Linked DNA regions of Homo sapiens: region 2 is linked to region 1. Evidence: chromatin loops called from intact Hi-C (ENCODE). Cell type or tissue: endothelial cell of umbilical vein. All regions are shown on one strand. Links, peaks and the distances in the headings refer to the core of each region. The heading gives the core; the rest is flanking DNA.

Region 1 (11,216 bases), core at 4,844-7,343:
ACGTAACATGATGGCTGGGCACTGTTTCTCTCACCTATAATCCCAGCATTTAGAGAGGCTGAGGCAGAAGGATCACTTGAGCCCAGGGAGCTCGAGACCAGCCTGGGCAACATTTCTCTATAATTTTTTTTAAATTAGCTGGGCGTGGTGGTGCACACCTGTAGTCCCAGCTACTTGGGAGGCTGAGGAGGGAGGATTCCTTGAGCCCAGGAGTTCAAGGCTGTAGTAAGCTATGATCACACCGCTGTACTCCAGCCTGGGCAACAGAGCAAGACCCTGTCTCTAAAAAAGAAAAAAGTAAAAGAAGAATAAGATGCTAAGAGAACTGTAATGTGCAAAGAAATGTACTAAGGAAGGGAGATTTATCCCAGTGAAAGTCCTGGGTGAAAAACCCAGTGAGGATCACTGAAGTCAGGGCATGTACAATGAAGCTGTAGAAGAAGATGAGACTCAACCTCCAGCTTCGTATAAGTTGACCCTTCCAGTCAGAGGGGAGTGTTGAATTTTCAATCAGGAGATCTTAGTTCTAATCTTAGCGCAGGCAAGGTTCTCAACCGTGGAGCCTCAGTTTCCTCATCTCCAAGATGGAAACCCTGGGTCACCAGCCCTAAGAACCCAACGGGGTTCTTGAGCATCTCAAGTGAAAACGTCAGTAAACCAAGTGAAAACTGAAAGACTGTAAACATCTGTTATTACTGCACAAAAGGGATGAAGTAAGAGATACATGAATGTGTAAATGGAGGCCAGAAGTGGATTAAGGGCTTAGAATTGTGGGTGCAACTCAGCAACCGTGAATCATCAGGGGATCTGAAGCAACAGCAGTTTCCAGTACAAGGAACCCCTAAGATTTCGAGGAGATTTGGAGTCAGAGGGTTTTATACATGCCCAAGCAATTATGGCTTATTTTACAACCTTTTATAGAACAAAGGCGATTGAAACTCACTGAATATCCCAAAAAGGATTGTGATTGATGCTGGAGCTACTAGAGGGCCATTTATTCACAATTCACAATAATTAGGAAGGCAAGATGTTTTGGGGTGCTGGCCAGGAACTGGGAGACAAGCAGGCCTAGGTAGAGGCACAATACGAAATCTTTTTTAAGGACATGTACGTAAAATTTGATAAACCATATAACGCCTCTTCTATCTTCCTGTACCCAAGATTCTGCTCCTCGATTCTTACTGGCACATCAACTTGCTACTCTGGCTTTATTTGAGCTGACATGATTACAACACTGTTCTGAAAACAAAAAGGTGCTGCCTCTGCTCTAGCCCTCATACTTGAAGTATTTGTTTACGTCTGTTGTTTCTGAACTGCGAGTCCATCCAGGGCTGGGCCCAACCCTTATTCATCTTTATAGGTTTCCCAGGCCTGTCACACTATAAACACTCAACAGAAGATTTGCTGAATTAAATCCACTAGCCATACCACCTTGGATAAGCAACAACTTCTTATAAACTGAAGTTTTCTCATTGATTAAACAAAGGATGTGGGCAAGGTACCCTCCAGCTCCAACAAATGCAAAAACAACAGAATGTTCTGAAAACACAAAAGCACTGTCTGGAGACACATTGTAACTTTTATGCATTTCATGCAATAGAAAAATGTATAGAATTAAATCTGATTCATATGTCAATTTTTAAATAAACACTTATTTTTAGGTATTAGATCCATTCCTTTGTTAGGCAATGAAATATAAAAGCAGCCTAAGGTTTTACATATGGAAAAACTATACATGCCGGTTACCCTAAAATAACATTTATTTGGATTAAAAAAAAATGTTAATTCTGACATTTCCTTTTAAACCGCCTCCCCTGACAGACTATATCTGGAATAACATTGACATAACAGAAACAAGTAAGTCTCTTTACAATGACTACAGTTTAACAAAGGCGCCTGTCTTTTTACCTTCCTTGTTTACTGAACAAAGGCAGCAAATGTAAGTACAGTTGCCCCAGCAGCTGGCAAGTTCTCTCCCATATGCGAAGAAGTTGTGGAACAGCTGGGGAATGCAAGATGCTTTTGAACAAGCTGCTATGTGATCCAAAATAACGCCGCCTGTTCATCTTCCGTACAATGGAAGCGACGGCCCAGCGCAGGTCTGGCGCATGCCCTGCAGCGGCTTCTTTCTTTCCAGATGGAGTGCAACAAGTGGCTACAAATGGAGTGAAATGCACAAAAGCAGGGATCTTGCTCCTAACTCTTTACACGCCTCCAATTGGTTATGCACGCAGCTCATTTTCCAGTGTGGGAGAAGCTGCATATCATATCCAGATGTAAAACCTACATAATGACAATCCCTCTCTGTCCTCCTGTCCATGCACTTTCTTGAAGATAATGTTCATGGTAACTACACATCGGGTGGTGTATAATGACATTATAACGTTTCTTTATGTTGCTTTAGTCCATATCAATTGTTTAAAAGAGCAAAACCCAAATCAAGAGGTATAAAATAGCAAAAAATGATCAGATGTATTATAAGAAATTATATCCATTATATATACTATATACATATAGATACAATATACGATTTTATATTTCTTGCATGTATATACAATATAGAGTATATTTGCTCATTTGAAAAACTTTCAAGTTTTTTTAACATATGAAATAGCTATACTGGTTGCTCATTAATTGTTCAGTTTAACTGACCTATGCTTCATGCTGTCATCTAAAAGTTAGTTTAGCAATTTTCAGATCATACATAGTTGACCATGTTTAAGGAAATATTTTTGAAATGTTATGTCTCAAACTCTCCTTCCTCTTCTATCAACTTGGTGGTTCACCTTTAAACAGACTATCAGAAAATACTACATTTTCCAAGGAAATGGTCCCTCTTCCCAGGATTAGGCCAGCACCATTTTCACAGAAGCAGATACATTTCTTTAGTGCCATTGATGGCTAGTGAATGAGAAAGGAGAATACATATTTCCTTTTCACCAGTTCATTTGGTTTGGGTTTTTGTTTTTTTTTTTTTAATTCCTACCATCTTGGCCATTAGAATACTGGGCTTTAAATTTAAGAGAAAGGGAAATGGCTGAAAGGCCCACCACAAAATTACACAGTGGCAAAACCAGGAGAAAAGCTCTACAGTTCTGGAGCTCCTTGTAAACTCCTTGGGCGACTGGACCAAGTTTTCCATCACTACCAACCTTTCCCTAGCCCCAACTTGCTGAGAGAAGGAGGAATCACTAACTGTACTATATTGCCATATTCACTAAGAACAGTCAGTTCAGGGCAACTAAGAACTACTTTACCTCTCTGGATGAGGGGAGGAAGGGAAGGATTCTGTTCTTAAACATCATCATTATTAGTTAACATTTGTTGAATAGCAACTATGTGCTAGGCACTGTGCCGAGTATCTCATGAATTATCTAATTTAGTCCTCATGGTTTGAAACCAGGAGGCACTATTATTATTCCTAGCTTGTTTTGTTTAGTTTTTTTACAGACAGCTGTCTAGCTCTGTTGCCCAGGCTGGAGTGCAGTGATGCGATCATAGCTCACTGCAGGCTCGAACTCTTGGGCTCAAGCGATCCTCCCACCTCAGCATCCCAAGTAGCTAAGACCACAGGTAATTTTTAAATATTTTGTAGAAACAGGGTCTCACTATGTTGTCCAGGCTGGTCTCAAACTCCTGGCCCCAAGCCATCCTCCCACCTCGGCCTCCCAAAGCCTTGGTACTACATGTGTGAGGCACGGCACCTGGCCTTTGATTTATGTTTTAAGAGAAGAAAGTGAAGCTCAGAGGCTAGGCAAATTGTCCAAGGCTGCAGACCTCTAAATGGTGAAGGCAGCAACCGAACCCAGCCATTCTTCCCAGACTTTCCAGGCTTGCCCTCATCAGCGTGCCTGGCTGCCTCTACCTAGGACGTTCCAAGTCCCTGACTGTCACGCCAGAGTTGCAAACATCTTTCTTGAAGGCAATACATTTTAAGTACATTCAGGACAATGCCAAAGTCCTATTTTGTAAACTTGAGCTCAAATGTTGTATAAAAGTTGTGGATACAACCATATCCTTGGATCCCTCAAAGAAATTCTGAGGTTTTAACTTATCAGTCAGTAAGGTGGGCCATTATTTCCAAAGCATACTTCACTCAATTTTAAACGCACATTCAGCACAGTGGCAAAGTCACACACAGCTTAAACAAGGTGGGAACTGCAGCTCCTTGCAAAAGAAAAGGCAAACAGAGCTCCGTGCTGTGTAGAATTCCTGACTCCAGGCCCACCTGCCTGATGAAACACTGCAAAAAGCAAAGGACAGCTATTTCCACCTCTCTTTGGAACTGTCATAATTCTAAAGGTTTGGGGAGGAAACCTTAGTTCTCTTCATATACATTAAGTTTTAAATATGAGTTGGTTTAGCTATGGCACTGGCATTAACACAAGCCAGAGATAGGTGGAAAGTCCATCAAGCCCTATAGCCTAGCATAATCAAACCTGAACCCCGGGGTACAGCACACACCCAGCAGTCCATAAAGCGCTCTTCAGTAACCGACTTTGTCAAAAATAAAAAAATAACCTGGAAGAATAAACAGTCCTCTTTGGAACAGGGCAGACTCTTGGATCTGTTAACCTCTTTAAGCCTCAGTTTCCTCATCTGTGAAACAGAAATAACCTCCTGGGAAGAGGTTGTAAGGTTTAAAGAGAAAATGAAGAGCCTTCCACATTGTGTAGGGGAGAGTCCCTGGTCCATTAGCCCTTCATAAAAACCAGTGCCTGCCCTTTCCTTCCAACAGAAGAAGGGGGTGGAGGCAGATAAGACAAGACACGAAAACGTGAATTCCATCGATTGACTGCGAGGGGCTAGGGTTCACAGCAAGCAGAACGTCCTGGGTTTCTCTTCAATACCACCTCCTCCTCTCCTGTTCAGATGCTGAGAAACATCTGGCGCAGTAGAGATGCTGCCTCTGACATTTCTATGACAAAACGCGTGCCTGTGCTAGGGTTTGCACAGGCACAAGTTATCACAACCTCGGGATGGGGCTGGGGATGGCGGACAGGAGCTCCTTTAATTTCCCCAGCTGGCCTCTCCCCTTGTGAGGAACTTCTCATTGCAATAAACTGTCAGACTTCACAAGATCTCTCATGCCAACGCCTGAAGCTCTTAATCCCGCACCTGACCCAGATTGCGGCCTGGACTGGAGCCTCCCCGCCGCTCACTCACTGTAATGCAATTACCGCCTTCTGGAGCTCCACTCGGGGTGCCAGGGACTGCTGGCTGTCACCCGGGGACTAAACCACTCCCTTCGGGGAGCCCGCACGCGCGCAGAAACGTGGGCAGCTGGGGTGGCCTGGCGCACCACGCATCGGGTTCAAACCCGCGCGGGCCCTGCGGAGGCGCCGGTCTGGGACCCCGGGCTGGGGCGCGGGAGCCACCGCAGCTCCGGCCACTTGCGGCTGGTGTCGGGAAAGGAACCGGGCGATGTCGTAGTTCTGATCACTGGCGCGCCACTCCCCGGGCCACCCGCCTCCCCGCCATGCTCTCAGCGTAACGGGCAGCCGCGCTAACTTCCCGAAACTCCGCGGAGAGAAACCCTGCCCCGGCCCGCTCCTCCCCGAGGCGCGCTCCGGGGACGGAAGTGGGTGGGAGCCGCGGCCGCGCCGCGCCTTTGTTACGGCTCGGGGACCCCGCGGGCCGAGCGCAGCGCCCCGTCGCAGCGGCCCGGGCACCCGCCGGCCTCCACCCCCGGGAGGCGCCCCCGTTCCCGCTTCGGTCCCCGGCAGGGCCTCCCGCAGCCAGAGCGAGACTGACCCGCGCCTCCCGCCCCGGAGCAGAGCGCAGCGGCGCGTCCTGGCGTCTGCCGGCCCCGGCTCCGCGCGCCCCTCGGCCACCGCGCGGAGGGACTTTGCTCACCTACCCGGCTCTTCCACACCTCCCGGTGGCAGGATCGCCGCTTCCCGCCGACAGCGGCTCGGCGGCCCCGACTTCTCAGCAGCGCCGCGGCCACGCCCCGCCTCGTTCCCACCGCGCGGGGAGCGGGTCCCCGCTCGGGATGATTCACTTCGCTCCTTACCTGGAGGCTCGCGCGTCCCCACCCCTTGCGACCCGCGCGGCGGCCGGGAGCTGGCGCCCTCTGCTGGGCCACCAGGCGGGAGCACCCTCGGACTGGGCAAGGATCGGGCGGAGAGGGTGGGGACACAGAGGGGGGCCAAGCACAAGCACCCCTGCCTCTCTCAACGCGGGCACCCCTTCCCAAAACAGGGGCCAGTGCGCGGGGACCACGCTGGGACGACTCTCGGGGGAAGCACCAGAGCTGTCCCCACGCCCCAGGACACGAACTCGCGCCCGGAGCCGACCCCCTCCACGGCCAGCGGGTCCAGCCGCGTCCTCGGAGGTGGCCCAAGGAAACCGCGATGAATCGGCATAAGCACGTCCTATCTTAAAACACCGGAAAGGCAGATTTTACTTTGTTTGGAAACTAAGTTTGTGTCCTGTGTCTCAGTAGCTCTCAGGGTGGTGGCAGTCACGCCCCCCCGGTCCCAGGGCTGGGAAGATGCTTGGGCTAGCCCCCGCTGCAGCCCCGGAGATGCGGGGCTTTAGGATCCCAGGGGCTGGAGGCCAGGGCCGCCCTATCGCTCTCCCGGCCGGGGGTGTGGCTGTCCAACTCGCTCTGTCGCCCGAGTGAACTCTTCCAGCAGGTTGGCCTCTCAGGCTGTCCCCTGAGGACCTGAGCGAAACTCTGGAGGGGACCAGGAAGAAGGGAGAGAGGACATCTCCGAGACCTTCCCGGGGGTGCGCCCACACTCACGCGCCCACACTCGCGTCCCCACCTTCCCCCCCGTCTCACCTCCGCGCGCTCCTGCAGAGCCCGACTGCGCCCGCCCTCCTCGCCCACCTGCCGGGCCCGGGCCGGGGGTGCACACTAGCGCGGGGCCTTGGTGGTGCGGCACCGTCCCCTGCCCAAGCTGGCTCTCGAGGAGGTGTGGGCCCCGGGAAAGTCGGCCAGGGCCACTGTCGCCGTCGCCGCCGGAGCAGAGCCAGTGGCGAGCTCGTCAGGGCGGACCGGGCGCCTCCGTCCCCGAGAGCCGGCGCGCGAGTCCCGGCCAGCGGGCAGGCGCCCGGTATTAATTGTAGGGCCCCCGGGTGTCGGCCGCCAGGCGCTCTGAGTGGCTCGGACCGCGCGCCAGGCCGGCGGGGCCGGCGCCACCCACCCCCTCGGCGCGCGCCCGGCCCAGGGACGCGCCCACGCGCACGCGCCCAGCGGCTCAGGGCTCCCTGGCTCTCACCGGCTCTGCTGCCCGGAGGCAGCCGCTTACCCTGGAGCCCTGAGAGGCCCCTTTGAGTCTCCAGACCTTCCAGGGATAAATAAAATCTGGCGACCTGTGCCAACGCTGTGGGCCAGTTGCAAAGGAGACCGTCCTTGCTGGCCACGCGCACCTGTGAAAAAGTCGCGGGACCCCCCAATCCCCTCCACCTGGACCGAACCCTGCCTCGGTGGTTCTCGCACTTTAGCTACACCAGAGTCCTCCAACGTTTGTGAAAACACCATGACTGCCCCTCTTCGTGCCCCCTCCAGTGTCTGATTCTGTAAGACTTCTGTGGGGCCCGAGAATTTGCACTTCGAACAGATTCCCAGGTGATGCTGAGGCAGCCGCGAAGATTGAGAGTTAGGGCTTGTAAAAGTGCTTGGTAAACGGCAGAACAGTAGATAAGTAGATAAATTTCAACCTGTTAAGTATGTTACTTGTCTGTTTCAGTAGGTAGAGGTAGTTGTGCTCCTCTGAGTGTTAGACTACTTTATGTTTCCTCCTGAATATGCACCATCAGACAAAAAAGAAAAGCGAGTGTTTTTGTTTGCTCTAAAAGACCACAGATTGGGTGGCCTAAGCAACAGAAATTGATTTTCTCACAGTCTTGGAGTCTGGAAGACTGTTCTGGAGATCAAGATGTGGTCAGGGTTGGTTTCTTCTGAGGCCAGTCTCCTAGGCTTGTAAATGGCTTTTTGTGGCGTCTTCACAAGGCCTTCCCTCTGTGTCTGTGTCTTAATCTTTTCTCCTAAAGACACTATATGACTTCATTTTAACTTAATCACCCCTTTAAAGACCCTGTCTCCAATTGCATGCCTTTTTTTTTTCTGAGACAGAGTCTTGCTCTGTCACCAAGATGTGTGTCACCTACATCACATTTTTAAGTAGTGAGGGTTAGGACCTCAACATATGAATTGGGATTGGGGGAGCGGGGAGGGTGCACAATTCAGTCCATAACTGTGAGCTCCATTGCTCCTAAGATGCTAGAATAAAAATTGGACTTCAGGGCCGGGCGCGGTGGCTCACGTCTGTAATCCCAGCACTTTGGGAGGCTGAGGCGGGTGGATCACGAGGTCAGGAGATCGAGACCATCCTGGCTAACATGGTGAAACCCTGTCTCTACTAAAAATACAAAAAATTAGCCGGTCGAGGTGGCGGGCGCCTGAAGTCCCAGCTACTCGGGAGGCTGAGGCAAGAGAATGGCGTGAACCCGGAAGGTGGAGCTTGCAGTGAGCAGAGATCGCGCCACTGCACTCGAGCCTGGGCGACAGAGTGAGACTCCTTCTCAAAAAAAAAAAAAAAAAGAAAAGAAAAGAAAAGTTGGACTTCAGCCTCCCCTATCCCCTACTCCATCTCATGCCCTCCACGACAAGCTGACCTGTGGACTCACACATTGTCAAGTGCTGTGAAGGGAAGCTGGGAGGATTGAAAATGCAGTAAGGAAACAGCCCTCTCAACTCGATTTGTGGTCACAGCAGTAGCAGCGACACTCCAGTGTGGAAAAGAATATAGGGGATCTATCAGGAATTTGAGACCCTTTACCAGCAAACATTTCAGAACCGGCCTCTTAGCCTTTGTTAGCGATTCAATCCAGAGTCACCCTTGCCCAGTCTGCCCTCTGCCTACTCCCCATGTCATTGTCATCCCCCATGGGCTCCATAATTAGAGACTGTGGTGAATAAATATGCCTAAGACGCCTCATTCCGCCTGCCATCTATGGGAGCTCTGACACATTTACAGCTGGGGTAGACAGGAAGGATGTGAGGATGAGGACTTCGATGCTGACCCCACACTACCTAGAGACATCTGAAAAAAGTCATCTTCCACAAATTGGTCATTGCCCCAAATTAAGCGCACTTACTGATCCTACTTTGTAACTTTTCTTTGTGGCTTCATCCAACCCTTGATTTATTCTTTTTTTTTTTTTTTTTTTTTTCGAGACAGGATTTCACCATGTTAGCCAGGCTGGTCTCGAACTCCTGGCCTCAAGTAATCCGCCCGCCTTGGCCTCCCCAAGTGCTGGGATTATAGGCATGAGCCACTGTGCCCAGCTGAACCCTTGACTTCTTAACACCAAGCCAGGCCCTCCCCAAGCTCCAGATCCAGTGGCTGCTGGATCACCACAGACACTCCAAGCACAGTAATGTGTGGCCATAATTGAACTCTTCCCCACACTTTGTTTTCCCTGTATTACCCATCTGAGTGGATGGCACCAGCTCCACCATAGTCGTGCCTGCTAGAAACCCGGGCATCATCTGAGAGAAGACCCTCTGCCACACCCTTTACACCTCACCAGCTTCAATTGGTTTCATACAGCGTCCCTGATGCCTCCCAGAGGCCTCCTTCTTTCCCACTCCCACCACTATTGCCTCAGTCCAGGCCCTTCTACTATTTCCCCTCTGGCTTTTGACGCCAGCCTCCTGATCCCTGCTCCAGCCTGGCTTCTGAGCCAGCATCCCCCACACCATATCTTCAGTGATCTTTCAAAAACAGAAACCTGATGACCCTGCAGGCCTTCTTAAACTCTCTCAATGGATTCCCTGGATGTTCCAGGAGAAATACGCAAGCTCCGTGGCCCATCTCTGGCTATGGCCTCATCTGCACCCTTCACTCCAACCATAGGGACCACTTGTGCCCAATGCCCTGCATATTCAAGAGGTTCCATGCTCTCTGAACACACTTGCTTGGTCTAGAGAGAAGGTGTCACCTCCTTTCCAGCCTCCTCCAGGAGTCACCAACTTCAAGAAGCCTGCCTGCTTCTTTCTGAACTAAGGACCCCCTTCTGCTCCCACAGCACCCAATTAAGTTGCAGTCATAGCCATCAAATGTTGGACTGTAATCACCAGGTCACTTCTCTGTGTCCTTCATTAACCTGTGAGTTGGGGGAGGGCAAAGGTCTTACCCATTTTTGCAAGTTTGAAGTCTAGATTAAACTTGATGCTCCAAAAAAATTATGTGTGTGTGTGTGTTTGCTTTAATGAATGAATGAATTCTTAGAAAGTCAGAGGATTTGTTCAAACATAGCTTTTGTTGCAAATACCTTATTTGGGGCAATCCTCACTTCCTTGATAATACTTGTGAACATTCTCCCTTAAGTCACCTCCTAGTGAAAATATAGTTTCATCTTTTAGAATCCCTAATTAGCTTCTATGCCTTCTAAATATTCTGGGTTCCTTACACAGAGCTTTTCAAACTGTGGGTCCTGGAATCAATTTTGTGGATAAAGACCAGCTTTATTATTATTACTTTTTGATAAAACAGAAGTAGAAGTAAAAACACGAAAGTACATCCTACATAGTAAGAAAAAGCATTGAACCCAGGTATGGTGGCTCACGCCTGTAGCCTTAGCTACTGAGGCCAAGGCGAGAGACCGGGAGTTAGAAACCAGCCTGGGCAACATAGCGAGACCCTGGCTCCAAAAAAAAGGAAGTATTGTTTTCATGAAATCTTTTGTTTCAGTTCACTGTATTTATGAGTTGTATGTATTTATTGTATTTATGTGTGTGCAGGGTTGTTGTGTTGTCAAATGTATTCCTCCCTGTGGGTCACAGTTAAAAAGCTGAAGTGACAACTGCCTGAGGCAGTGCTGGAGCTGTGCTCACCAGAGAGCCCAGATTTATGGAGCTCTTGGAGAGGGGTACAGTTAAGCAAAGCTTGGAGAGTGAAACACAGTGCTCCCTCTGCAAACAGTAGGTGCTCTGTAAAGGCTTGTATGGCCTGGAGGTGGGTAAAAATGTACAAGTTGGGTGTGGGAAGTCCCCTTGGCTGGAGTCTATTGGGGAGTAGGCAGAAATGATGCTAGTGACACAGAGAAGGGAAGAGAGACTGGTTTGCTGCTAGATGCAGCCGTTGTTCTCCAAGGTTCCCAAACAAAGGCAAGAGGTACAGGGACGTGGGATTTCCTAATCCAGTTTTCAGCACGAATCTTCCAAGATTAAAAGTCTGTTATGAAGCTAACCTTCACTG
Region 2 (11,216 bases), core at 5,752-8,251, 77 kb before region 1:
TCACGGAATTGTACGACCATTAGAAACTCAATTCTAGTCACTTTCATCATTCCCGGAAGAAACCACAGACCCATAGCAGTCACTCGTAATTTGCCACCATACACCCCCTGTCGTAGGCAACCATTAATCTACTTTGTGTCTATGGATTTGCCTGTTCTAGAAATTTCACATAAAAGGAATTATACAGTTTGTGTTCTTTGGTGTCTGGCTTCTTTCACTTAGCATGTTTTCAGGGTTCATCCATGTTTTAGCATATGTCAGCACTACAATCCTTTTTAAAGCTGAATAGTGTTTTACTGTATGGATATACCACATTTTATTTGTCTCTTCTTCAGTTGACAAACATTTGGGTTGTTTCCATTCTTTAGGTATTATGAATAATGCTGCTAGAAATATTATTATTTTTGTACAGCTGGGACTACAGGTATAGGTATATGTATAGGTATGTATCCTATTTCTCTTGGGGATATGCCTAGGAGTGGATATATTGGGTTATAAAAGGTAAATCTGTGTTTAATTGTTTGAAGAACTGCTGGACTGTTTTCCAAAACAGTTGCTTTGGAAACACGGGCATTCCAATTTCTTCACATCCTCACAAACAACTGTCATTATCCGTCTTTGTGGGTATGAAGTGTTTTTTATTGTGGTTATAATTTGCATTTCCCTAATGGCTAATGATAGTAAAAACCTTCTCATGTGCTTAATAGTTATTAGCATATCTTCTTTGGAGGACTATCCATTCCAATCCTTTGCCCTTTTTTAATCAAATTATCTTTTTATTATTGAGTCTTAACAGTTCTTTATGTATTCTAGATACTGTCCTTTATGACATATATAATTTGCAACTATTTTCTCCCATTCTGTGAATCGCCTTTTTCCTTTTCCTTTTTTTTTTTTTTCTGAGTCGTTCTCGCTATGTTGACCAAGCTGGTCTCAAACTCCTGGACTCAAACAATCCTCTGCTTTGGCCTCCCAAAGTGCCAGGATTACAGGCATGAGTCCCTGTGCCCAGCCTGATATGGTTTGGATTTGTGTTCTTGCCCCAATCTCATGTTGAATTATAACCCCCAATGTTGGAGGACAGGCCTGGTGGGAAGTGATTGGATCGTGGGGGCAAACTTCCCCCTTGCTGTTCTTGTGATGGTGAGTTCTCATGAGATCTGGTTGTTTAAAAGTGTGTAGCACCTCCCCCTTCTCTCTCTTCCTCCTGCTTCAGCCATGCAGGCTGTGTCTGCTTCCCATTCACCTTCTGCCATGATTGTAAGTTTCCTGAGGCCTCTGCAACCATGCTTCCTATATGACCTGAAGATCCATCAGCCAATTAAGCCTATTTTCTTTATGAATTACCCAGTCTCAGGTAGTTCTTTATAGCAATGCGAGAATGGACTAATGCATAGCCCTTTTCACTTTCTTGATATTGTCCTTTGCTGCACAAAGTTTTCTAATTTTGATACATTTATCTATTTTTATTTTGTCACTTGTCCTTTTGGTATCATATCTTAAAAAAATCCAATCCAAGGCCATTAAATTTGTATCTATGCTTTTTCTGAGAGTTTTAAGGCTTACCTTTAAGCCTCTTATTAATTTTGAGTTAATTTTTGTTTATGATATGAGGTAGGAGTCCAGCTTTTCTTTGGCAGATGGATATACAGTTTCCCCAGTACAATTTGTTGAAGAGATTATTTTTCCCCATTGAATTGTTTTGGCATTGTTTTGTATTGTTTCCACTGATTTACTGAAAATTAATTGACCACAAATAATGTATGAGTTTATTTCTAGACTCAATTCTATTCTATAGAATAGAATAGAATACCAGTACCACACTATCTTAATTACTGTAGTTTTGTAATACGTTTTGAAGCTGAGTCTCCTATTTTGTGCTTCTGTTTCAGGATTGTCATGGCTATTCTGGGTCCCTTGAATTTCCATATTAGTTTTAGTATCTACTTGTCAATTAAAAAAATTCATTTGAGATTTTTGACAGAGATTGCATTAAATCTGTAGATCAATTTGAAGAGTACTGTCATTTTTAAAATATTGTTTTCTGATCCATGCACATGGAATGTTTTTCCAGTTATTTAGGTCTTCTTTAGTTTCTTTCAATGATGTTTTATAGTTTTAAGGTATATGTTTTACACTTCTTTTGTTAAACTTATTCCTAAGTTTTTTATCTTTTTCATGCTATTAGAAAACAAATTATTGTTTCTATTTTATTTCATATTATTCATTACAAGTATATATAACAAAATTGATTTTGTATATTAATCTTATGTCCTGCAATCTTGCTGAACTTATTAGTTTTAATAGTATGGTGAGTTCCTAAAAATTTTCTATAAACAAGATCACGCCATCTGCAAGTAAAGATAGTTTTACCTTTTCTTTTCCAATCTGGAAGCCTCTTATTTCATTTTCTTGTATAACTGCTCTGGCTAGAACCTCCAGCACAATACTGTATTAGTCAGGGTTCTCCAGAGAGACAGAATGAATAGGATAGATATATAGAAGTAGGCAGGAAATGTATTAGAGGAATTGGCTCACAGGATAATGGGGGCTGAGAAGTCCCACAACCGGTTGTCCTCAAGTTGGACAACCAGGAAGACTGGCAGCCTGTCTCCATCTAAGTCCAAAGGCCTCAGAATCAGGGTAGCCAATGGCATCACTCTATCAATCTAAGGCCCAAGATCTGAGAATCCTGGGGCCACTGGTGCACATGCCAGAGTCCAAAGGACAGAGGACCTGGAGCTCTGATGTCCAAGGGCAGTAGAAGAAGTGTTGCAGCTCCAGCAAAGACCTTTCCCCTGTCTTTTTTTCTATCCAGGCCCGGAGTCAATTGGACAGTGATCACCCACATGGAGGGTGGATCTTCCTCACTTAGTCTACCACTCATACACCAATCTCGTCCAGAAACACCCTCACAGACACACGCAGAAATAATGTGTTATTAGCTATCTAGGTGTTTTTTAATCCAGCCAGGTTGACAAATGTATTAGGGTTCTCCAGAGGGGCAGAACCAACAGGATACATATACATGTGAAAGGGAATTTATTAGGGAGAACTGCCTCACACAATTACAAGGTAAGTCCCATGATAGGCTGTCTGCAAGCTGGGGAAGAGAGAAGCTGGTAGTGGTCAGTCCAAGTCCTAAAGCCTCAAAACTGGGGAAGTCAATAGTGCAGCCTTCAGTCTGTGGCCAAAGGCCCTAGACCCCCCGGCAAGCCACTGGTGCAAGTCCCAGAGTCTAAAGGCCGAAGAACCTGGAATTTGATGTCCAAGGGCAGGAGGAGTAGAAGGAAGCATCCAGCACAGGAAGAGGAAACAGAGCCAGAAGACCCAGCAAGCTGCTTATCCCACCTTCTTCTACTGCTTCGCTCTTGCCATGCTGGGCAGCTGACTGGATGGTGCCCACCCACAGCAAGGGTGGGTCTTCCTCTCCCACTCCACCAACTCAAATGTCAATCTCCTCTGGCAAGCCCCTCAGAGACACACCCAGAAAAAATACTTTACCAGGCATCTAAGCCTCCCTTAGTCCAATCAAGTTGACACCTAATATTAACCATCACAGCACCTAAAATTTACTGTTCACAAATACTGAACAGAAGTGGTGAGAATGGATATCCTTGTCTTGTCTCTGAGCTTAGGAGAAAAGCTTTCAGCCCTTCACCATTCAGTGTCATGTTAGCTGTGGGTTCTTCATAGATGTCTTTTTCAGGTTGAAGAAGTTCCCTTCTATTCCTAGTCTGTTGAGTGTGTATGTGTGGGTTTTTTTTTTTTTTTTCTGTTTCTTTTGGAGTTTTGCTCTGTCACTGGAGTGCAGTGGCATGATCTTGGCTCACTGCAACCTTAGACTTCTGTTCAGGTGCTTCTCCTGCCTCAGCCTCCCGAGTAGCTGGGACTACAGGTATGTGGCACCACGCCCAGCTAATTTTTGTATTTTTAGTAGAGATGGGGTTTCACCATGTTGGCCAGGATGATCTCGATCTCCTGACCTCATGATCTGCCTGCCTCGGCCTCCCAAAGTGCTGGTATTACAGGTGTGAGCCACCGTGCCTGGCCGAGTGTGAGTGTTTTTTTTTTTTTTAAAAACATGAAGAGGCATTCGATTTTGTCAAATGCTTTCTCTGCACAAGACATCCTCTTTGCCTTTGCTTTTCAATCTGGAAGCTTTTTCTATGCCACCCGCATAACTTGCTATTTCTCATTCTTACAAGTCTCTACTTCAGGGCATTCCTGGATCATCCTATTTTAAAGTCCCCACCCATCACTCTATCTTCTCCATTCATGCAACCACAGAACCTTCAAAGTACTCAGCCATTATGAAACCAACCCAACAGTCCCATATAGCTTTTTTTTTTAAAAAAAAGAATAAATAAACATAGAAATTGAACTTTCTGGTCTTAACATTTGAAACTTATATTTGTTTTATCTGAGATCCTTCCTCAGGAAATGACCTTCAGGCCTCTCAAAAAAAGTATCAAAGAAATGAAACTCACCAGATCACATCCAGACAATAAAATGTGGACGCTGATTCAACATGATTGCTTCCAAGCCCCTTCTGAGTTCCTGTTTTCCCACACATGATTACATTTCTTCCCTGCTATATAGCCAGTTTTGGTCAGTCAGAGAGATGGATTTGAGACTGAGCTCCCATCTCCTCGGCTGCAGCACCCAATTAAAGCCTTCTTCCTTGGCAACACTTGTTGTCTCAGGCATTGGCTTTCTGTGCAGTGAGCAGCAGGACCCAGATTGAACCCCTGGTGTTTTGGTAACAATTACTATTAATATATGTACATATTCTGATGACACTTGTATTAATATAAAGTTTGGTATTTGCCAGCACATATTCATAATTTTAGTCCTTGCAATAATAGTATCTACAAAGTGAATACTATTATAAGCATCTTACACATAAGGAAATTGAAAGAGAGGTTACATGTCTTTTCCAAGATCATGCAGTTTATTAAGTGTCAAACCCAGGATTAAAACCCAAGCCACTGAGCTGCAGATACCAGGCTCTTAAACATTTGCTATTGTGTCTCTCAATGATTACCTTTCCTTAATTGTTAATGTATTTATTATCTAAACATGAGCACTGTCAACCTCAGTTTTTGCTGCATCCCTAGCATCTAACACCATCCATGGCTGGTGCGCAATCAATATTTAATGAACAAATGGAACACTGGTCTTAAGATGCCTCACAAGAAAATAGTTCCATGGAACTCTGGTGAGCACTGCCCACTACTCACACCCATCAAGATTCACAAAGCTCATTAGTTTTGAAGAAGGTCATTTAACTTTAATCCAATGCTTTCCAAACGCACTTAGGCATAGACCCATCCTCTGACCCAGGTCCCCACTGTATTAGTGGTGTAGGGAGCTGTGTTCCAGGGAACACACTTTGAGAACTCCTGCTCCAGAGAGGCAGGTCAAATAGCACAGTTTCCAGAAGGGTGCTCCTGTTCTCACTCCTTTGGCTGGCTCTGCTCCTATGTAAAGGTCCTATCTAATTCACACTCCCCGAAAGCTCCCTAATAGCCACGGCTCAGCTCAGAAAGAAAACCACAGCTGTAAGCTTTCCTGTTCTTTCCTGAAGTTCATAAAGGGCACACTGGGACACATGACCATCGAGGAAAAATGAAGACATTTCCAACCATCACAGTGGCTCAGCTCTCCTGTATGTCTATGGTTCCACACCGCATCACAGAGGCCGCTTTAATCTTCTTCGAGCTCTGGTTTGTTGAACATGATTCAAACAAAATCACCCTTCACAATGTGCTTTAATCTCTTCTAACAGTGCAAGCAAAGCCAATAATGTGTTAACCACAAAAGTGTCATATTTCTTTCCTCAATACTTACCTTAACGCCGATATTTAAATCATGGCTTCGATGTGAAATGACTTCAAAATCATCATATCTCAGCTTTTCAAGTCCTCAAGGCCATCCACTTGAACTCTCTCTGAAAAAGGACAAAGTCTCTACTGAAAAATCTGAGAAAGAAAATAGCAAACAATACAAGACAACCACACGTACGAATGAAACTGGATACTCTGCTGTGATTAATCTGCTGCCTCCAAAGAGCTTTTTCCCTTTCAAATACTCATCAACATCAGCAACTACAGATTACAGGCAGTGGTTAAAGTATCTTTTTAAACCTCTTATAAAAAGTGCTCAATAAAAGAATGCATTTTTCCCATTCATCGTAAACTCAGTGAATAAAGTCATTTCTATGCAATGGTTCTCCAAAGCTCTTATTTTTCTGGGAGGACTAAAATTGTATTATTTGGTCTATAAGCAAGAATCATTTTTGGTAAATATGAGTACTTTCTAAATTCAAATTTAAAATCAGATCCAAATATAGGGATGGCCAGGCATGGTGGCTCCCACCTGTAATCCTGGCACTTTGGAAGGTTGAAGTGGGAGGACTGCTTGAGGCCAGGAGTTCAAGACCAGTCTGCAACAAAGTGAAACCCTGTCTATACAAAAAATTGAACAAATTAGCTGAGCGTGGAGGTGTGCTCCTGTGCTCCCAGCTACATGGGAGGCCAAGGCAGGAGGATCACTTGAGTCCAGGAGGTTAAGGCTGCAGTGAGCCATGTTTGGATCACTGTACTTCAGCCTGGGCAACAAGGAAGACCCTGTCTTTAAAAAAATTAAAAACAAAAGAACAAATATGGAGGCTTGGGAACAGCAGCCTTGCCACAAAGGGACAACTGAGAAAATAAGAAATGGGTTGAAATTCATCACGAAGTTGGATGGAACTAACAAAGACCCAATTCCACAGAAAAAGACATGCTGGGTGGAGAGTTAGGAGACTGGAATAACTCACCGAAGGCATCAGGGTGAGTGATTTGGCTATGACTTGGTCTATGTCAAGCATTCCAGGCAGAGACAATCTCTGCATTTATTTTCCTCAAAGAGTGAGGGGAAACCCCACCTATGCTAGAATGTACCAGAGTAGAATTAAGGCAAACATGCATTTCCCCTTGTGGTTTGCCTGACGAGGTGCAATTTGTATGAAAGATGACTCACAAGGTTACAGAGTCATTCTTTAGACTCGAGGGTTGACACTCTGTGTGGTTCTTAATGACTCAGCCTGGGAGAGGTCCCCAACACAGAAGGCTCCAGCCCTGCAATCCCAGACTACAGAGGAAAGCCCCTCGTTTATCAGCTGGTTAGTGGTTAACAAGCGTGGCTTTGGGAAGTCTTTTGTCTTAGGCTATTGAGTTCCATCTTCTCATCTCCTCTCTGTTGTCTACTCAGCACTTCCTTGTATTCTTACCGCCGGAAAAAGTCAGAAAAGAATTCACTCAAGCACAGAGGGCTCTGAACTGGGCAACAGCTGGCACCACACCAGGCATTGCAAGAAACCACAGCTGAATTCCTTGGCGCTCATTTTTATAAATATTCCACAGGAAGGATGTCAGAAGCCTGGTTTATCCAGCATAGAGAGAATGGGGTTCATCTCCAGAAGCCCAGCCCCAGAGGCAACTTCTAGGAAAAAATCATCTTGTGATGGGTGCGGGGTCAAAGGGGAGTCAGCCCATGTGAAGTTCCCACAAGGTTAAAAAATAAATTATTGTCACCACTGCCTGGTGGAATTCAGACAGTCATGAACTCATTCTTGTAAGCCACAGAGATGGTTGCGGTAAACACAGACAAATTATTGGGTTTAAGCAGACCGTTTTTTGTTCCAACAATAAAAAAAATCATTTTCCCTTTCCTCCACAAATCTCTTTATTACTAAAAAGCTTTGATGCCTTGAGAACTGGGCTAGATCAATGTAAGCCTCTCTTTTTCCCCTGGGACTCCTCCTTAGGGCTCCAAACTGGTTTAAAAAATCCTTTGCCTGCTTAGGAAAAGGAGACCCTCTTATTGAACCAGCCACAAAAGAAAGAAAAAGAAAACTACTCAAAAAGAAAACAGGGGCTGGGCACAGTGGCTCATGTCTGTAATCCCAGCACTTTGGGAGGCTGAGGCAGGAGGATGGCTTGAGGCCAGGAGTTCAAGACTAAGCTGGGCAATACAGTGAGACCTTGTCTCTACAAAAAAATTAAAAATTAGCTGGGCCTGCCTATGGTCCCAGCTACCCAACAGGCTGAGGAAGAAAGATTGTTTGGGCCCAGGAGTTGCAGGTTACAGTGAGCTACGATTGTACCACTGCGCTCCAGCTCGGGCAACAAAGCAACACCTTGCTTGACTCAAAAAAAAAATTAAAAAGGCAGGGTGGGGTGGCTCATACCTATTGTTCCAGCACTTTAGGAGGCCAAAGTGAGAGGATCAATTGAGCCCAGGAATTTGAGACCAGCCTGGGCAACATAGCAAGACCCTGTGTTTACAAAAAATATAAAAAATTAGCCAGGCATGGTGTTGCACACCTCCCAGCTACTAGGGAGGCTGAGGTGGGAGGATCGCTTGAGCCTGGGAGGTGGAGGCTGCAGTGAGCCATGGTCTCACCACTGCACTCCAGCCTAGGCCACAGAGCAAAATTCTGGTGGGGGGAACGGGCCAAGAGAATCACAAGAAGCCAAGAAGAAAGGGCAGAATAGAAACATTCTCATCCCTCCCTCTTCTTAAAGAGAGTGCTAATCTCTGCCCAGACGCTCACGTCTTCCCCTGGCTCATTCCCCTCCTGACCTCTGGAGCATGGGCTCTCAAACTCATAGTGTGCACAGCAATCGCCTTGGGGCTCTACAACTGTGAGTCCAGATAGAAGAAAATCTGCAGTGAAATCATGAGCTCAGGGACAAAGAAGGAGTTTAAAAAGCCTGTGCCTGGGCCGGGTGTGGTGCCTCACGCCTGTAATCCCAGCACTCTGCGAGGCTGAGATGGGAGGATCATGAGGTCAAGAGATCAAGACCATCCTGGCCAACATGGTGAAACCCCGTCTCTACTAAAAATACAAAAATTAGCCAGGTGTGGTGGCACATGCCTGTAGTCCCAGCTATTCGGAAGGCTGAGGCAGGAGAATCGCTTGAACCAGGGAGTCGGAGGTTGCAGTGAGCCGAGATTGCGCCACTGCACTCTAGCTTGGCGACAGAGCAAGACACCGTCTCACAAGAAAAAAAAAAAAAAGCCTGTGCCTGAAACACTTGAGTCCTAGAAATCTGGTTTGCTTAAAGACAAAGGGAAAACCTCAGTCACTAGAGAGTAAAACTTCAGAATATATTGACAGGAAAACCCCACCATCAACCAGCTTTCATGCAGTCAGGATCATTTAGGAAAAATAAAAAAGCAAGAATACAAACAGGAAAAGGTCCAAATTTAGGGACAGGTTGAAGTTCGAGAAACGAGTCAAACCGGAATAAAAGCAGAAAAGAATTCCAGAGGAAAACAGGGCACCGGAGAAAGGAGAATGAGCATGATTAATGCAGCAGGAGGAGATGCTAGCTAAGCTGGAGCCAGACCAGGAGGGCTTGTCTCTTCTCTCCGGGGCTCTCTTGACCTTTCCAAGGCATTTCTTTCCGGACAAAACAAACTGTTACTGACTTTCACCAGGTTACCAACCCCCTGTGCAAAAACTCTGACTAGACTCTGGGACTAAATCTAGACCAATTGCATCTGGAAGAGAGATATGCCAGACAAAGGCATCCTTTTAGGTTAATGTTTCAAGCCTGTGCTTTGACAGATGGTGCCCATGGAGGTGCTCACAGTGAATGGATGTTTCTGGTGAGTTTTTATTTTCATTTTCCAAATTCTAGAACTGAAAATCAAATAAACTTTCTTTCTTTTTTTTTGAGATGGAGTCTCATTATGTTGCTCAGGCTGGTCTTAAACTCCTGGCTTAAAGTGATCCTTCCGTCTTTGGCCTCCCAAAGGGCTGAGGTTACAGGAGTGAGCCACCATGCCCGGCCCCAGTGAGTTTTATTCACATACTACCAAACTACTAGAGTAGCAAGTGCCTCTAGTTCTGGGGCATTGAGCAGCAACTTATCCCTCTTCACCAAGCAGCCAACAACCCCCACTGCAGACCTCAGGGATGATGCTGCCATGAGACCCAACTTTTATTCTGGCTTCTTTCTCCAACCTTTTTCCCTAGATGCCTTTAGCAAGGAAACCTGGTTCTTCCAGACATTTTCACAGAGCCTTAGGCACTTCCTCCCCGGTCTCATACAAATCTTTCAGGATTCAGCCTGGATGCCCCCAGTTTCCAGGAGAGCTTCTCTGACTGCCTTCATCCATCCTCAGAGACCTCCCTGTCTCCTGAATTCATGCCAAACACCTGATGCTGATTATAAATAACAATATGGCTAATTCTCAACCATCAAGGGTTGGATTAGCCACAGGAATAATAATACCAATAAGCATAATAATCATTATTGTTATTTGAACATTTGTAAAAAGTAAATAAATAAAATGCCAAATCAACAAGACCATCTCCCCATTAGAGAAGGTCCCCATTGATTGGAACTGCACAGTGACCTGCAGACATCACTGTGTCTGGAGTAGTTCCAGGCATCCATCACCCCTCAGATAGCTGCCTACCACATTAGTGCCCAAGGCTTGCCATTCTGACAGCAATAATTCCAGAAGCAAACACATGGATGGGAAAGCCACTAGTAAGTGACTGGACTGTCACATGTGTGAGGCAAGTTAGAAGCAATGAGCAACAATTAAAGTGGGAAGCTGGCATTAGAAGACAGGGCAGCAGGGATGTATGTGCGCGCGTACACACACACACACACACACACGGAACACTTGGACGAAGGACAAATAATAGGCCAGGTGCAGTGGCTCATGCCTGTAATCCCAGCACTCTGGGAGCCCAAGGCGGGAGGATCACTTGAGGCCAGAAGTTTGAGACCCACCTGGGCAGCAAAGCAAGACCCCATCTCTACAAAAAAGTAAAGAAAATTAACTGGGTGTGGTGGCATGCACCTGTAGCCCTAGCTACTTGGAAGGCTGAGGCTGGAGGATTGCTTGAGGCCAGGGATTTGAGGCTGCAGTGAGCTATGATCACACCACTGCACTCCAGCCTGGGCAACAGAATAAGACTCTGTCTCTTAAATAATAGTAATAATAAAAGAATAGACCATTTTAAGAGCACTAACCAATGGCCCATTTTATTTGTCAAGAAAACTATAGAAGACTTTGTGATCCTAGACTTGTAATATTTTTACACAGTAAGACAGTATCTATAGAATGGTGAATATTGTTCCAAATACTGGATTTTTCAGTAAGTAAACATCGGTAGTTTCCACTATGAAGAACATATTAGATTT

Evidence for each region. A loop is a pair of places that touch in the nucleus more often than their neighbours do. Peaks named below come from ENCODE experiments on the same cell type or tissue, not always from the same donor. Only the 100,000 strongest peaks of a DNase experiment are listed, where the experiment ranks them.
Region 2: it touches region 1 in a loop (7-fold over the local background); 32 of 110 quality-filtered maps call a loop at or near these places.

What each region holds. Positions count from the first base shown.
Region 1 is chr10:29,729,895-29,741,110 of GRCh38, forward strand. It overlaps a transcript of SVIL not described here. Among named protein-coding and RNA genes, the nearest start is that of SVIL, 100 kb to the left of the region's middle. RefSeq lists silencers at 5,492-5,631, 5,742-5,931, 5,942-6,171, 6,426-6,720 and an enhancer at 5,572-6,072. In endothelial cell of umbilical vein, for the core only: a CTCF peak has its summit at 6,081 (motif pointing left); DNase peaks (open chromatin) are centred at 6,057, 6,847 and 7,007; H3K4me3 peaks cover 2,383 bases; H3K27ac peaks cover 2,264 bases.
Region 2 is chr10:29,652,116-29,663,331 of GRCh38, forward strand. It overlaps a transcript of SVIL not described here. Among named protein-coding and RNA genes, the nearest start is that of SVIL, 23 kb to the left of the region's middle. RefSeq lists an enhancer at 6,421-7,620. In endothelial cell of umbilical vein, for the core only: no CTCF peak of the experiment used is centred there; a DNase peak (open chromatin) is centred at 7,136; H3K27ac peaks cover 2,017 bases.